3 separate regions of the Homo sapiens genome follow, and all the other regions are linked to region 2. A link is a contact called in ENCODE Hi-C or POLR2A ChIA-PET data. All regions are on one chromosome and are shown on one strand. Each heading gives the region's core, a stretch centred on a gene start or an enhancer-like site at or near the end of the contact. The rest is flanking DNA. Distances are from core to core; before and after follow the strand shown.

The links. A loop is a pair of places that touch in the nucleus more often than their neighbours do. ChIA-PET counts read pairs that join two places held with the same protein, here RNA polymerase II (POLR2A). Pooled maps may share reads with other maps.
Region 1: a map of IMR-90 shows a loop between it and region 2 (6-fold over the local background). The contact joins the promoter of STYX here to the enhancer-like site in region 2. A Hi-C loop is called at or near these places in 3 of 168 maps with a recorded cell type or tissue (IMR-90, chondrocyte and endothelial cell of umbilical vein) and 6 of 50 pooled maps. POLR2A ChIA-PET finds 5 or more read pairs at or near these places in 1 of 52 experiments (H1).
Region 3: a loop to region 2 is called in a map of IMR-90, with 4 times the contacts of the local background. The contact joins the promoter of BMP4 here to the enhancer-like site in region 2. A Hi-C loop is called at or near these places in 2 of 168 maps with a recorded cell type or tissue (IMR-90 and prostate gland) and 3 of 50 pooled maps. POLR2A ChIA-PET finds 5 or more read pairs at or near these places in 1 of 52 experiments (IMR-90).

What each region holds. Positions count from the first base shown.
Region 1 is chr14:52,728,521-52,731,533 of GRCh38, reverse strand. It overlaps STYX (serine/threonine/tyrosine interacting protein), which reads right to left and starts at 1,368. Exons shown (of 11, transcript NM_145251.4): 1 at 1,003-1,368. The coding sequence starts at 1,059. PSMC6 (proteasome 26S subunit, ATPase 6) reads right to left here. Exons shown (of 14, transcript NM_002806.5): 14 at 2,944-3,013. RefSeq lists silencers at 1,074-1,153, 1,224-1,683.
Region 2 is chr14:53,305,307-53,308,228 of GRCh38, reverse strand. No RefSeq gene overlaps it. Among named protein-coding and RNA genes, the nearest start is that of DDHD1-DT, 150 kb to the right of the region's middle. RefSeq lists an enhancer at 1,684-1,978. Within about 2 kb of position 1,613, at least 14 of the 41 ENCODE cell types and tissues checked have a DNase peak (open chromatin) inside an H3K27ac peak, as active enhancers do; they include IMR-90, where a contact is called at or near this core.
Region 3 is chr14:53,955,386-53,958,551 of GRCh38, reverse strand. BMP4 (bone morphogenetic protein 4) reads left to right here and starts at 1,727. Exons shown (of 4, transcript NM_001202.6): 1 at 1,727-2,002. It overlaps LOC124903317, which reads right to left. Exons shown (of 2, transcript XM_047432035.1): 1 at 2,224-3,166. The coding sequence starts at 2,651. RefSeq lists silencers at 1,765-1,844, 2,494-2,603 and promoters at 559-1,901, 1-1,901, 2,829-3,166.

The DNA of each region.
Region 1 (3,013 bases), core at 119-2,618, 580 kb after region 2:
CCCGGAAGGCGGAGGTTGCAGTGAGCCGAGATCGCGCCACATTGCACTCCAGCCTGGCGACAGAGCAAGACTCCGTCTCAAAAAAAAAAAAAAAAAAAAAGTGAACCTCCAATGAAGATATTCAATAGAATAAATATTCGGAATAAATTGAATGGTCTCCTAAAAATAGGGCTTTATTTTTCCCAACTACTTTAAAGGTATTTTTAACTAGCGATGTTAGATTTTCTTTCTTAATCCTACTAAAGTATAGCTGAGTATCTTCGTCTTGTTAATTTAGCCTCCAGAAAATTCTAATTTAGTAGTCTGCAATGCCGTAAAATGTTAAACTAGCAACAGATGAAAAAAAATCCGAGTAGAAACAGCAGGCAGGGATCTAAGGTGGAGTAAAAATAGCCACAAATTAGAAACCAGGAGAAAAGGTATATAGTATTTTACTTTCAATATTAATTTTCCTCCAAAGGTCAAGATTTCTGATTAAGAGTTCTCAGATTAAGATGAGCTAGCTTTGAGACACTTTGTTGTGCGGGTCATAGCTTTGTCTAAAAACAAACAAAAAACTTTGGGAAACTTTTCGAAGGCGCGCTTCCAAACTTCAGGCGCCGAGTCTATTTCACATGTGGGGCCATGTGTCCCACAAGTGAATCGTTTACACCACAGATATTCCTCAAAAGGAGACTAAACCAACTTCGCTCTCTTGTTACTTTGACAATAAAAGAGGAACCTTACTCCAGGTCAGTCCTGGATGCCAAGCCTAGGGACTAAGGGATTGCTTTTCCTCTTCTCAAATGTAAGTACACCAGACGCTGCCCCTCCGCGGGGTCTGGAGAGGACGAGCAACTCAGTGGGGATTGGAGCCGACCGCTCGGCTTCAGAGGTCCCGGGACGCCCTTAGGAGGCAGGGCGCCCGTACAGGTGGCGGCTAAGACGGTTGGGGACTGGGGTCGCCCCTCGGCCGGAGCCACAGGGAGAGGCCTGTGCGTGGCAGCCACGGGAGCGACTCACCTCGGCGTCTTCCTTGCACTGTGGAAGGGAAGGGAACTCCAGCTTCACGTCCTCCATGGTGCTGGCCCGCGGGCTGGTGGGTGGGGTGGGAGAGTGTTACACAGCCGGCCGACCCTCGGGCTGGCTGCGGCGGCGGAAGGAAGGAGGGCCGGCGGAGCGGAGGGCTGACAGGAGGGCGGCGGGATTACAACTAACACACGCAGACTACAGGGTCCCAGTGACTCCAGCAGCGGCGGCGGCGAAGACAGGGAAGAGGAGGGTCGGGCGTCTTACACCCGGCCGCCATGCCGCTGCCGTCTCCCTCCCCCAGAGTCTCCGTACCCCTCAGGCCGCCCAGGATCCAGCACAGGAACCAGCCCGACAACCGTCTCCCCGCCTCCTTCCCGCCCCCTCCACCCGCGTCGCCTCAGCCAATCCCAGCCCACGCTCGCCTTCTGCCCGCCCTCCGCCGCCGCCAGGTGTCAGCGCGCCACCGCCCTGCTCCGCCCCTTCGCTAGAGCGCAGACGCTTGGGGGTGGGGGGGGCGGAGCCTCGGATGCTGCTAGGCCACAGCTCACCCGGCGTGGAGGAGGCGGGGCTGCGGTGGGACAGGACGAGTGAAGGTCCTGGGAAAGGCAGTGGGGCGGTCCGAGCCAGCTCCGCCCTTTCCAGACAGGACGTAGAGCCCTTCTTTAACATAAGAACAAACAGGCAAAACAGGCTACCCACCAGTGGCATCCGAAAGGAAAGCTATAGTTTCTCCCCTCTCAAAATTCTGCGCAATCTATGCTGAGTTTATAACCAAATGACTAATAAATGAAGAGTTCAATTTAAAATCACGTGGTGCCATACAGAAAATAAAATACCCATCACCTTTAAGCAAAGAATTAAACGGCTCAATTTAAAATTTTTTAAAGTATTTTAAGAGTACTTGAAAATACAACTCAGTTTAGATTACCTAGAAAATATCAAGAATGGCAACTAGAAAAAAATCAGAAAAAGGAACTGATAGCTGACTCAGTAAATTGTATATAATACTGTAAAATTTCTTCCATTATTATATTTTGAAATAAAAATAATAAACCAGATGGCTTTCAATATCTTTTAAAAGGAGTTTGCCAGCCTGAGCAAAATAGTAAGACCCCCCTCTCTAAAAAACAATTTTAAAATTCCCTGGGTGTGGTGGCGTTATGCCTGTAAACCCATGGTGAAAAGATTTGGGCCGGGCGCGGAGGCTCACGCCTGTAATCCCAGCACTTTGGGCGGCTGAGGCGTGTGGATCACCTGAGGTCGGGAGTTTGAGACCAGCCTGACCAACATGGAGAAACCCCGTCTCTACTAAAAATACAAAAATTAGCTGGGTGTGGTGGCGCATGCCAGTAATCGCAGCTACTTAGAAGGCTGAGGCAGGAGAACCGCTTAAATCCGGGAGGCGGAGGTTGCAATGAGCTGAGATAGTGCAATGGCACTACAGCCTGGGCAACAAGAGCGAAACTCCATCTCAAAAAAAATCAAAAATAAAAAAAGAAAGAAAGGATTTGTACACCAAATTGATTCTTTAAAAAACCACCGCCAGCACAAAGGTAAAAGGCAAGATAGTCACTCCTTAACTAAATGCAAATTATAAGTGAAAAGATCACATAGATATTTGACTTAAACCTCCCCCTACATTCTACTTTTTGTCACATAAAATGCACTGCCAACACATAGAAATAGAACTGTACAATAATTTGAGTATGAGATGGCTAACTTGACCACTCCATTTTCTATTTTAACTGTTCATCTTCTAAAATTATAAAAAGGCACATAATATCCTGCTAGGAAGTTTTTAATTTGAAGAATTATTGTATAATTAGCTAGGTCATGTATTTTTGGTTCTTTAGTGTTTATGAAACTGAAGTTGTCTTTTCTTTTCACCAGCATCTTTAATAATTATTGATGCCCAATGATGATTCCTTTGTGTACTTTGTTATAGCTTTTATTGCCAGATGATATAAGAATCATGTATAGGTAACAGAAATCATGTTTTGAA
Region 2 (2,922 bases), core at 364-2,863:
CTAGCAAAGCAGTTCTCTACAATACAATCCCACCTTCCTTGATAATACTAAGTTGCTTAGCAAACAAGATCTTCATAAATGTTGCAAGGATAAATTTCCTTTCAGTCTGCCCGAAGCAAATAACCACAATTTGCTTAGTATTAGTAAAACTCAGATCATCTAGGCATTGTCACCCCTTCAAGTTGCCCTCAGAGTGGGACAGTCAACTTGGAACAAAGTTTGACTTAACACAAGTTTCCCAGGTCTGAGAAATATGGCAAGAGGTGGGATTTATTGTTGTTGTTGCTTATCAAAACAGTGAGAAATGGCATGTTAATCAGCGAAGGACAAATTGTGGCTGTCATTTCCTTTTTCTCTAAAAGGTAAATATGTATAGACTGCAAATCATGTCCAGGAGAACTTATTTCTCACATCCCCATCCATCAGTTTGCTCTCAACTGCTCTCAACAAAGTGAGGAACCAGCTTTAAAATAGCTCTGAAATGGAAGGCTACTCTAGGTATGAAATATCCCATGGACCAAACCCAATAATCTCACTTCTCTTGAGTGCTCTCTTATTCTGACATCCAGCATGGTCACAAATAGCTTTTAAAACTGGACCAGGTACAGAAACCAGTCAAAGAAAATAAGAGGATAAAATTTGGAGAAGCCCGTCATGGATTTTAGCTTCCAAGCATATCACCAAAACTGTAATGTTCAACAACTTAAGCAGACATTCTCAGTGACTTCAGTTGACTTCAATGAATTCTGTTTCAGTCCATTTACCACAAAACAGTATGCCAAGGAAGGGACCCCACAGAGAGGAACTTCTCCTATCTAGTCATACCCTACCAACTCAGGTCTGAGGTCCTGATACTAAAAAGCTAAGTAACAAAGAAAATAATTTTTGTGCCTCTGAAGCCATTTTTCGAGGTGAGATGTTTCGCTCCTAGCCAAGCAAAGCTGCAGAATCTGTAGAATGTTGTCTTGCTCCCTCCTTGTCACCAGCCTGCCCTTTAACCCACCACTGAATGCCCTTTTTCTGCTCCAAGACAGCTATTGAATCACCACATTATACTCCCTGACCCTGCGGGGCCATGGTACAATATCAGAATGTCAAACTGGGTCTGAAAAGGGCTTTGTGTGGGATGAGACAAGACTCTAAGGATAGTAGAGCTGCTGAATCACTCAGGATCTGACCACAAATAGTGCTACGCTAAGCTTGCTGGGTAAAACTGCTGCCAGAAGCCCCTGTTAAATTTCTGGGCTAATTATGGAGGGTGGGAGGGTGACCTTGGAGGCAAGTTGTACTTAACACAGAGACCAGGAAGCCTAAGGGAAGAAACCCAAGTTGTACATCCTCATAAATACAATTTAAAATTCTCTAATTTAATAAAAGCATGCGATCCTACGACAAGGTAGTTTTCCTTAGGAGCAGGTGCACTGCAATTTTTTTTTTAATTTTCATATTAAATCTTCAGAGAGTTACACGGTAGATGGCAGCCTGGAAATACGCTGATGTATCCTGGCAGAATTTCAGACATAATGATTTTTTTTTCCTCTGTAAATCTTCCATCAGTGGGAAGGAAAGCCCTGCCAAAACTGAGAAACCCAAGCTGGAGGCAGCGAGGCTCCCACTCAGAGCACGGCGACATGCCAAGGCTTTCAAGGCCAAATCGGAAACAACCACGTTGAGTTCATTAAAACGACTGAATGATCAAAGTCATGCAAGCCTTCACAAAGGCAAAAATTAATCTGTTTAATACTTGGCTAAATTCTCAAGTGCTAAAGTAAATTTGAAACGAAATTCATCAAACTCCCCCTCTTCCTGTGGAAAAATCCTTTGAGTTCCTCAGAGTGCCCAGCAGATGGCAGAAGCGGTCTTTGTTTCAATCCATGGGCCTCAGCTACCGCGCCATGCCCAAAATTAACGGGAATAGGTACACCTGGGTATAGTTGTATATCTGAATGTGAAAATACACTTTCAGGATATCAGGAATTATATTCCAGTATGGCTAGGGTTATTCTCAGTTATCAATCTCGAGGGAGGAAACGTCCCCAGGAAGTGGTACCAAAAGATGACTCTTGCACATCAATGAAAAGGCCTGTGGAAGGACGACAGTCCAACTACTGGAACCCTGTTTTTATATCTCTCAGGAGCCTCCCACCATGCCCACCCCTCATCTCCCTCCCATTTCCTACTCCTTAAAGACTTGCATACACATTCCTGAGTCTTCAGCAACCTGTGTCCTCGCCACCCAGGTGAAGAAGCTGGGTATGTGCAGGATATTCCCTACTGCAACAATGCCTCCTCAGCCTGCCTCCTCTGCCCAGGTCAGCCTCCACAACCAGAGGTTCTGGGAATTAGGTTCCACTGTCCTGAGCATTATGAATATTGATTCCTGTTGGACAAACTGCAGCTAGTCTAGGATCTCAGATTCCTCCATTTCCCGGGAGGGCAACATATAAAATATTAATACATTTCATCATGAGAAACAAAACTCATTAAAACTACATACATATTCATGAAAATTCTTTCACTGTTTATTTCATGAAATGAAAACATTTTTTCCAACCAGATCAAGGGAGGGAAGAAAATGTTTTCTATAGGTCCAATTTTATACACTCTGGTATGAAATGAATCAATAGTAGCTAGGAGGAGAAAAATCAAAGATTTCCTTTTCAACAGCAATAAATCCAGTCAAATCCTATTTGGTATGGCACTTGCCATAGCTTGTAAAATCTGAAGTTGCTAAATTATGTATTTCAATAGTAATTCCTTACAAATTAATAGGAAGTGCTAAATTAGGACAAGTGGCCTCCAATTGGATCCAGATGCTCAATCCTAGACTAGGTAGAAAGTGTGAAAAATTAGGAACTGTACTGATTCTTTCTCTGAGTTTGTTGAAGGAGCCAAGTTCTTCCAGCATGGAATGTAAACACT
Region 3 (3,166 bases), core at 478-2,977, 650 kb before region 2:
AAAATGAAGGAAGACGGACTTTGGCTAAAATTACAATTAAATAATCAAATCATTTTCAAATATAAAGGGAGCATGCAGATGATCTGGCCCAATCCTTTCATTCTGCAGATGAGAAAACTGAGACTCATAGGAATGAAAAGACTTGCCCAAAGCCATACAGCTTGTTTCTGTTGTTTGGTGCATTAGGCCAAAAGACCTAGGCCTAATAGATGGAAAAGATGGCAGGATGTCTTGGCCTTGCTCTGACAGTTGCTTCTCTGATCTCAGATATTTCCCACCCTTTGTAATCTGTGTTCCACACAGGAAGTAGTTCTTGTTTTTTAAATATCGAAGGTGTATAAACGTAAAGTTTTTATAGATGAGCCACCCAGGGCCAATATCTGTTTAAGTAAAGACCTAAATGCTTTGCAGAGACAGTAAAGTGTCATGTCTGTCCCAGGGAAAGAAATCCAGGACAGGAAATGCTCAGTCTTCCAGCACTCCTCTGGCTACCTGGAGCTCAGGCTATGAGCCTCAACCCCTCCCTGAAGCATTAGCTCTGGAGCAGAGGCTGTGATTTACTTCAGAGATCTGGGCAAGTCCCTTTAACCTGGTAGTCCTGCCTTTCCTTGTTTGTAAAACAGAGAGATGAGGCTGATAGCTCCCTCACAGCTCCATCAGAGGCAGTGTGTGAAATTAGTTCCTGTTTGGGAAGGTTTAAAAGCCACCACATTCCACCTCCCTGCTAATATGATTACTAAAATGTTTTTATATGAAAGGGCCAATTCCTCATCTCCCCTCTTCCTTTAAAAACAGACCAAGGGGCATCTTTTCTTGTCTCCCTGTGGCCTAAAAGGTTACTGCTTCTGTGGTTATCTCCTTGGAAAGACAGAGTGTCAGGACTCTTAGGTACACCAAAAATGAACAAAAAAATCAACAACAACCATAACACCAACAAAAATAACTGCTGTGTCGGTTCTTAAGACGGCTTCTGAGCTAGAAACAGATTTTTCTAACTGTAAAAAACGTGGCCCCAGCCTGTCTGCAGGCCACCTCTGTCTTTAGGCCTTGGGGGGAGGAGGGAAGTGAGCTCATTTACTGGGGTCTACCTCAGGGTCATCACCAAGGTGTTCTACAAAACGCACTTTAAGAATGTTTTGGAAGGAAATTCACCTTTTAACAGCCCAAGAGGTATCTCTCTCTGGCACACAGTTCTGCACACAGCCTGTTTCTCAACGTTTGGAAATCTTTTAACAGTTTATGGAAGGCCACCTTTTAAACCGATCCAACAGCTCCTTTCTCCATAACCTGATTTTAGAGGTGTTTCATTATCTCTAATTACTCAGGGTAAATGGTGATTACTCAGTGTTTTAATCATCAGTTTGGGCAGCAGTTACACTAAACTCAGGGAAGCCCAGACTCCCATGGGTATTTTTGGAAGGTACGGCGACTAGTCGGTGCATGCTTTCTAGTACCTCCGCACGTGGTCCCCAGGTGAGCCCCAGCCGCTTCCCAGAGCTGGAGGCAGCGGCGTCCCAGCTCCGACGGCAGCTGCGGACTCGGGCGCTGCCTGGGCTTCCGGGACCCGGGCCTGCTAGGCGAGGTCGGGCGGCTGGAGGGGAGGATGTGGGCGGGGCTCCCATCCCCAGAAAGGGAGGCGAGCGAGGGAGGAGGGAAGGAGGGAGGGGCCGCCGGGGAAGAGGAGGAGGAAGGAAAGAAAGAAAGCGAGGGAGGGAAAGAGGAGGAAGGAAGATGCGAGAAGGCAGAGGAGGAGGGAGGGAGGGAAGGAGCGCGGAGCCCGGCCCGGAAGCTAGGTGAGTGTGGCATCCGAGCTGAGGGACGCGAGCCTGAGACGCCGCTGCTGCTCCGGCTGAGTATCTAGCTTGTCTCCCCGATGGGATTCCCGTCCAAGCTATCTCGAGCCTGCAGCGCCACAGTCCCCGGCCCTCGCCCAGGTTCACTGCAACCGTTCAGAGGTCCCCAGGAGCTGCTGCTGGCGAGCCCGCTACTGCAGGGACCTATGGTGAGCAAGGCTACCTGGTGAGGGGAGACAGGCAGAGGGGGTCTAGGAGCCTCCTTGGGGGGAAGAAGCTGGTCACAGGCTGTGACCGAGGCAAAAGGTGGCCTAATTATTTTCCAATAGTGGTGCTGGAGGTGGGGATGCTGGCGCTGAAAGACCTTTAAATATCGGCTACTGCCCCTGCCCAGGCCTTCTCTGTCCAGCAGTCCCTGGGAGATTCTCACCTTTGGGAAGTGCGGGGCAGGAGAGCAGAAACAAGAGAAGCCCTTGGTAGGGGGGTCGTTGGGAAAAACTGTGGGGTCTTGGGCTGAACGCGTTGCCCACGGGCTGGAGGTTGCGATCCCCGGACGGAAAGCGCGGGAGGAGGAAGGAGAGAACCGGCTCTGAGGTCCAGAGAGAGTGAGGGGGCAGAGCGACGGCGAGATGGGGAGAGAACACCTAGCTGGAGCAGGTTCTGCGGTAGAGAGCGCAGTCCTGCTGGCCTCTGGAGAGTGCGCGCCGCTCCGGAGGCTGCGTCGAGGGGAGTGTCACCCAATCTGGCCCCCAGCTGGCGGGGCGCCCTGAGAGCTTGCGAACTGCAGTTGCAGGACGCGCCTTCTCCACGAGCTATTTTCGTCGACTTGCGGAACCCAAGGAACCTCGCCTCTATCATTTCACGGTGTAGGGTCCCTAGAGACGACAGCCAAGATCCCAGGGGCTCCCAGGACGCTTGTTCCTGCGGTGTCGTGTCCTATGGGGAGTTCCTGGCGGGACGAAAGGCGGACGCGCGGCTCTTCCTGGCCCTCCAGGCCCGGAACCGACGGGAAAGGTTCCCGTGATTCCCGAGTCCCTGCAGGCTTCTTCCAGCGGGAGTTGGTCCGGGGGCCTTAGAGGCCTCCAAGCACTGCTTTGGAGGATGGTTTCCAAGGATCGCGGTTTGTGAGTTGAAGGCTTTGTGAGAGGTTAAACCCCCAAAAGATACATACTTGGTAAACTGAGGCTACCTGTAAACACATTTCGGCATTAGGAGAAGATTCGAGTAGGGAAGTGAAGGACAACCACCCCGAGTTACATTCCTTTCCCCCAATAAAAAGCTCTGGGGATGAAAGTTCTTTTGGCTTTTATCTTTTCGATTTAAAAATTTGAGAAGAAAAATGTGACTAGAGATGAATCCTGGTGAATCCGAAA